Regions from separate parts of the Mus musculus genome. Here region 1 is linked to region 2. A link is a loop called in an ENCODE intact Hi-C map of the cell type or tissue named here. Cell type or tissue: heart. All regions are shown on one strand. Each heading gives the region's core, and the rest is flanking DNA. Links, peaks and the distances in the headings are about the cores only. Region 1 overlaps Sp2 (Sp2 transcription factor). Region 2 overlaps Gm11523 (a long non-coding RNA gene).

What was found. Peaks named below come from ENCODE experiments on the same cell type or tissue, not always from the same donor. Only the 100,000 strongest peaks of a DNase experiment are listed, where the experiment ranks them.
Region 1: it touches region 2 in a loop (4-fold over the local background); 16 of 42 quality-filtered maps call a loop at or near these places.

Annotation. Positions count from the first base shown.
Region 1 is chr11:96,962,635-96,965,543 of GRCm38, forward strand. It overlaps Sp2 (Sp2 transcription factor), which reads right to left. Exons shown (of 7, transcript NM_001080964.2): 2 at 731-807. D030028A08Rik (RIKEN cDNA D030028A08 gene) reads left to right here. Exons shown (of 6, transcript NR_003293.3): 6 at 937-2,426. Among named protein-coding and RNA genes, the nearest start is that of Sp2, 14 kb to the right of the region's middle. In heart, for the core only: a CTCF peak has its summit at 1,132 (motif pointing left); a DNase peak (open chromatin) is centred at 1,107; H3K27ac peaks cover 515 bases.
Region 2 is chr11:96,865,891-96,868,799 of GRCm38, forward strand. The region is part of intron 2 of Gm11523 (a long non-coding RNA gene); the gene reads right to left. Among named protein-coding and RNA genes, the nearest start is that of Gm11523, 13 kb to the right of the region's middle. In heart, for the core only: a CTCF peak has its summit at 1,434 (motif pointing right); a DNase peak (open chromatin) is centred at 1,471; H3K27me3 peaks cover 374 bases.

The sequences.
Region 1 (2,909 bases), core at 96-2,595, 97 kb after region 2:
CTCAAGTACTTGTACTTGGTGCTTTCAGAGGCCAGAGAGGGTGTCAGATCACTTGATCCTGGAGTATGAGCTATCATATCAAACCCAGGCCTCTGGAGGAGCAGCCAGCGCTCTTAAGCCACTGAGCACCTCTCTACCTCTTTTTTTCTTTTTGGCTTTTCAAGACAGGGTTTCTCTGTGTAGCCCTGGAACTCACTTTGTAGAACAGGCTGGCCTCGAACTCAGGAATCCGCCAGCCTCTGCCTCCCGAGTGCTGGGATTAAAGACATGCGCCACCACGCCTGGCTCTCTCCACCTCCTTTGCCGTCATTTTTGAGACAGGGTCTCTTACTGAATCTGAAACTCACTGACTGGGCAAGACTAGTTGGCCAGTAAGCCCAGTGGAGCCCCTCTGTCTGCCTCTCGAATGCCAGGATTATAGGTGTGTACTACCAAGCCCAGCCCAGCGGTTTACACGGGAACTTGGAATTGAACTCAAGAACTCATGCATGTGCAGCAACTTTACTAAGAGCCATGGCCCCAGCCCCAGAGGTCACGGGTAACACAACTCTTTTTGCCTGACCCAACTTTGACATCTTAGACAGGTGTCTATGTCTTAGTTCAGAAATGAGAACAAGTGAATCTCCCTGGGTGTCTGCAGTGAGAGCGAGCGGGTCTGAGTAAGGCAGAAAACCCACTTCATCAACCCGCCGGGCTCTGGCCCTGCCCTCAGAGAGCACCGTGCACTTGCCTGGGTAGTAGCAGCAGCAGGCTGCAGGTAGTCACTGGGACTGACAGCAGCAGTGGCGGCCATGCTCATCTGTGGATCTGCTGGGAGAAAGATGGAATGATGTAAGAAACACACCACAGGAGAACCCAAGGCCCCTTGCCTCCGCTTTTTAAATTAAATTAATTTTTTTTTTTTTTTTTTTGCCTCTGTTGCTGCTTTTCCAACAGGTTAAGAGCTTTTCCTGCAAGGCCCCGCTCGAGCATCCCAGCCCCGGGCTTGCCAGGGTGAGCTTTTCCTTTGCTTACACTCATCGATTCAGGCCAGGCCTGCCTTCACCACACTCCCCACACCATCTAAGATGAGGAGAACTGGGAGACTCGTGTGTCGGTCCGGCTGTGCTGAGTCCAGAGTGCCCCCTGGTGGACACTGGTAGCCCTCTAAATCTGAATCTCTTCATTGGGGCAGAGCCTCTAGGCTTGTGCTAAGGCAGGCTACCAGCTCAATCCAGCGGGAGCTAGATGCAAGCCAGTCTGGGAAAGAAGAAAGGCAAGGCCAGCATTCCTGAGCAGCAGGACATAGCTGTCCTACTCTAAAGGCTGTCTGTCTGCTCAACCTTCATCAACCTTCACACAGAGACACAAGGGCCTCCAGGAACCAGAAGACGGCAACTCCTTTAAGCCAGCAGTTCTCAGCCTATGGGTCGTGACCCATTTGGCAAACCTCTCCAAAAGTATTTACATGACACTTCGTAAGAGTAGCAAAAGTATGGCTGTGAAGTGGCAGAAAAAATAATGTTATGTTTGGGGGTCACCACAACATGAGGGACTGCACTAAAGGGTTGCTGCGTAAGGAAGGCTGAGAAGCGCTGCCTTAAGTGGACTAACCCCTTTACCCAGGACAACTGATCTGACTGTGTAGGTCATAGACTCAGCAGGGCTAACAACTACATGGAAGAATGAACACTTTCCACTTTTGTGTATATGCAGTAATAGCTGGCAGAATTTTTCTCTTCTCATTTCCCCACAACTGGATAGTTGACCTCCATATCAACAGGTTCTGTAGCCACAGATTCAACCAACCATGCATCAAGAAATGTTGGTGCTACATAATCTGCAGATGACTTAAGGTATGCGGCAGATGTGCAACTTACAGGTAACTTCTATACATTATATATAAGTCTTGAGCATCTACGGGTTCTGGAATCTCCAGGAGCTCCTGTGGGTACCAAAGGATCACTGTATCCTCCTATAATTTTTAAACTTTAATTTTACTTTATTTGAGACAGGAATCTTGCACCATATCCCAGGTTGGCCTGGGACTCGTTTACTAGTCTCTCAAGGGCTGGGATTACAGGTGTGTGCCACCAGGCCCAGCCGCTTACTTTTGATAAGAGAGAAACTAAGAGTACTGGCTATTCTTCCAGAAGACCCATGTTCAAGTCCCAGCACCCACATGGTCATCACAATCCTCTGTATCTCCAGTTCCAAGGGCTGGCCTCCTCTAGCCTCCAGTGCAGGATGCACATATGCAAGTGGTGTAAAACGTACATGCAGGGGAAAACCCATACACATAGCATTTTAAACAAATAAAGGGCAAGCAAGAGGCTGGATGTGGTGGCACACGCCTTTAATCTCAGCACATGGGAGGCAGGGGAAACTGGATCTCTAGGAGTTTGAAGCCAGCCTGGTCTACATAGTGAGCCCATTAAAAAAAATCCAAAAAACAAAAAACAAACAAACAAAAAAAGAAAGAAAAAGAAGAAAGAAAGGAAAATGAAGCCCTAAGAGCTCTGGGTGAAGACTCTGCCATGGTAAGAGTCATAAATCACTAAGGCAAAGCAACTGGGAAGTCAGGCTGGTATCTTAGACATTAAGAAAGCAAATTCCAGGAAACAGAGAGATGGGGAAGACTCAAGGGACAGAAGCTCAGGAACTGACCCCAAGTCAGGAGTCTATGAGGACAGAGCTCAGGCAGAAACAGAACTATAGTTTGGTGAGGACAGAAGTACCACCATTCATGGCTTTTTTCAGGCCCCTGAAAGGTAGAAGGTAAAGAAAGAGAAACAGGCAGGCTGGCTGGCCAGGAAGCAACACAGTGCCTTCAGTGGTCACCAGGCCCCAAGCCATGAGATGCAGCAGAACAAGGGTGATCCTGCGATGCTGCCAACTGGGAGGCCAGTGGATGGTTCTGCGCAGTGGAC
Region 2 (2,909 bases), core at 194-2,693:
GTTCAGTGGAAGGTGCACGCTGGGTGTGTAGCCTAGGACTAATGAGAATCTGATCCTTTGTGTCCACTTCCCAAGTACTGGAATTCTAGGTGTGAGCATGCCCTGTTTACTCAGGGGTAAGGATTGAACCTGGGGATTTGCGCATGCCCGAACCAGCCAGCACTCTGCCGGTTCATCTTCATCTCTAGTCAGGTGACTTTACACACATTAGAGGTCACTCCTTTTAAGTCCATGCTTTAACATGTATTTATTAGATATTAGATATAGATATTAGATATAGATATCCTCATACATAGCCATGCTTTAACACCACTTCTTGCTTTATCCAAGACACCACAAACCTGATGTGGTATAGTACTTTTTTTTTAACTCCAGCACTTAAGAAGTAGAGGTAGGAGCCGGGCGTGGTGGCGCATGCCTTTGATCCCAAAACTTGGGAGGCAGAGGCAGGTGTATTTCTGAGTTCAAGGCCAGCCTGGTCTACAAAGTGAGTTCCAGGACAGCCAGGTCTATACAGAGAAGCCCTGTCTTGAAGAAGAAGAAGAGGAAGAGGAGGAGGAGGAGGAGGAGGAGGAGGAGGAGGAGGAGGAGGAGAAGAAGAAGAAGAAGAAGAAGAAGAAGAAGAAGAAGAAGAAGAAGAAGAAGAAGAAGAAGAAGAAGAAGAAAGTATGAGGGCTTGGGGCTGAAGCCTGCTTAGCACATATGAGGCTTTTTGTACACCCCCAGCATAGAAAATTCTCTAGACATCCCCAAAAGGATGCTCCTGCTTCCTTCCAGACAGCAGCCTCTTAGTGAACGTGAGGGAGCCTTGGTGGGTGTGTGGAGAACGCATGGGGTAGGCAATTGATTAGTAGAGACTTGCCACAACTGTTTCTCAACCTCCCTGAGGTGGAGGACCACCCATTCGCACCACTCTGAGGTTACTCCCTGTGGCTGGATGCCTTCCAGAAGATGGTAGGGAAATCTAAGAATTTGGAACTTGGAGAAGTAGACAGTGCAAAAACCAGAAATCGCAAACTGTCTCCGTGGGCCTGCGAAATGACTCAGTGAATGGAAGGGCTTGTGGAGTAGGCTTTATGACATGAGTTCCATGTTCAGAACCCACAGACGAAGGGTAGAGCTGACTTTCGAAAATTGTCCTCTGATCTCCATATGGATGCCATGACATCTTCATGAATGAGTGTGCACACACTAGTAAAGATGATGATAGTAATAGTAATAGTAATAGTAATAGTAATAGTAATAGTAATAGTAATAGTAATAGTAATAGTAATAGTAATAGTAATAGTAATAGTAATAGTAATTAATAGTAATAGTAATAACAACAACAACACAGCAACAATAGTGCCATCTCGCTCCAAATCTCACCCGTCTTAGTGTTCCAGGAATGAAAGTCAAAAAACTGAGGCCCTCAGGTTTGCCCAGAAGGTGGCGCTATAAGACAAGCGCCATTTACAGCCTCCATAGCCAGGCTGTGATCAAGCATCTGGTCTAAGGGACCAGTCCTGAAGGACCTTTCTCTGGGCAGGGGCTGAGCATTGGAACCCATTCCTAGAGATAGCCTAGAAGCCCCAGGTAAATACCACAGGGGTCTTACACTAAGACAGAACCCAGCACAGCTGTGTGCAGAACAAACGGCCTGATAGAAAGAACTCAAGAAAACCAGACCTTCCCCTCCAGCTCTGGCGATCCCACTCCTCTTGAGCGCCAGGCTGGAGCAGTAGCCAAGGAATTCCCACGCTCGATAAAGTTTATACTGCAAGGCAGAAAAGGTGCTTTAGTGACGCCGGGAGAACAAGCCTGGGGCCCTCAGGAGATGAACGTGAAGCCTGAACTCTGACCCATCCGATGCTACACAGCTAACAAGGAACAGAGCCTGCGCAGGAATGATGGTGTGCCCGGTCACCACCTCTCTCTCACTTGATTTTTGAGACAGAATCTCTCTATGTAGCCCAAGCTGGTCTTGAACTCACAATCCCCCTGTCCTCACTTCCCCAGTGCTGATGATTACAGCAATATACTAGCAGTTTTTTCTTTTCTTTCTTTTTTAAAAGATTTATGCCGGGCAGTGGTGGCGCACGCCTTTAATCCCAGCACTCGAGAGGCAGAGGCAGGAGGATTTCTGAGTTTGAGGCCAGCCTGGTCTACAGAGTGAGACAGGACAGCCAGGACTATACAGAGAAACCCTGTCTCAAAAAAAAAAAAAAAAAAAAAAAAACAACAACAACAACAAAAAACAAAAAAACCAAACCCAATAATAATAATAGTAATAGTAGTAGTATTAATAAGTATAAAAAGATGTATTTATGTATACAAGTACACTGTAGCTGTCTTCAGACACACCAGAAGAGGGTATTGGATCCCATTACAGATGGTTGTGAGCCACCATGTGGTTGCTGGGAATTGAACTCAGGACCTCTGGAAGAGCAGTCAGTGCTCTTAACTGCTGAGCCATCTTTCCAGCCCTTGCTTGCCTTATTTATTTATTCATTTATTTATTTATTTATTTATGCATTAGAACCTACAATTCATAAGTCATTTATCCTCGACAATGAGTGACATCCTAGGCATTTAAAATGATAGCAGAATTCCTAAATTAAAAAAAATAGCAATTTATATTTTTCTTTTCTTTCTTTTGCTTGTCTGTTTTTTTGTTTTTTTGAGACAGGGTTTCTCTGTGTAGCCCTGGCTGTCCTGGAACTCACTCTGTAGACCAGGCTGGCCTCAAACTCAGAAATCAGCCTGTCTCTGCCTCCCAAGTGCTGGGATTAAAGGTGTGTGCCACCACTGCCTGGCAATTTATATTTTTTCATTTTCCTTTTCAGAGAGAAATGAGGGATGTGCTCACTGGTAGAGCGCTTATGAGCATGCATGAAGTCACAGTTTAATTCCCTGTATAGACAATCCTA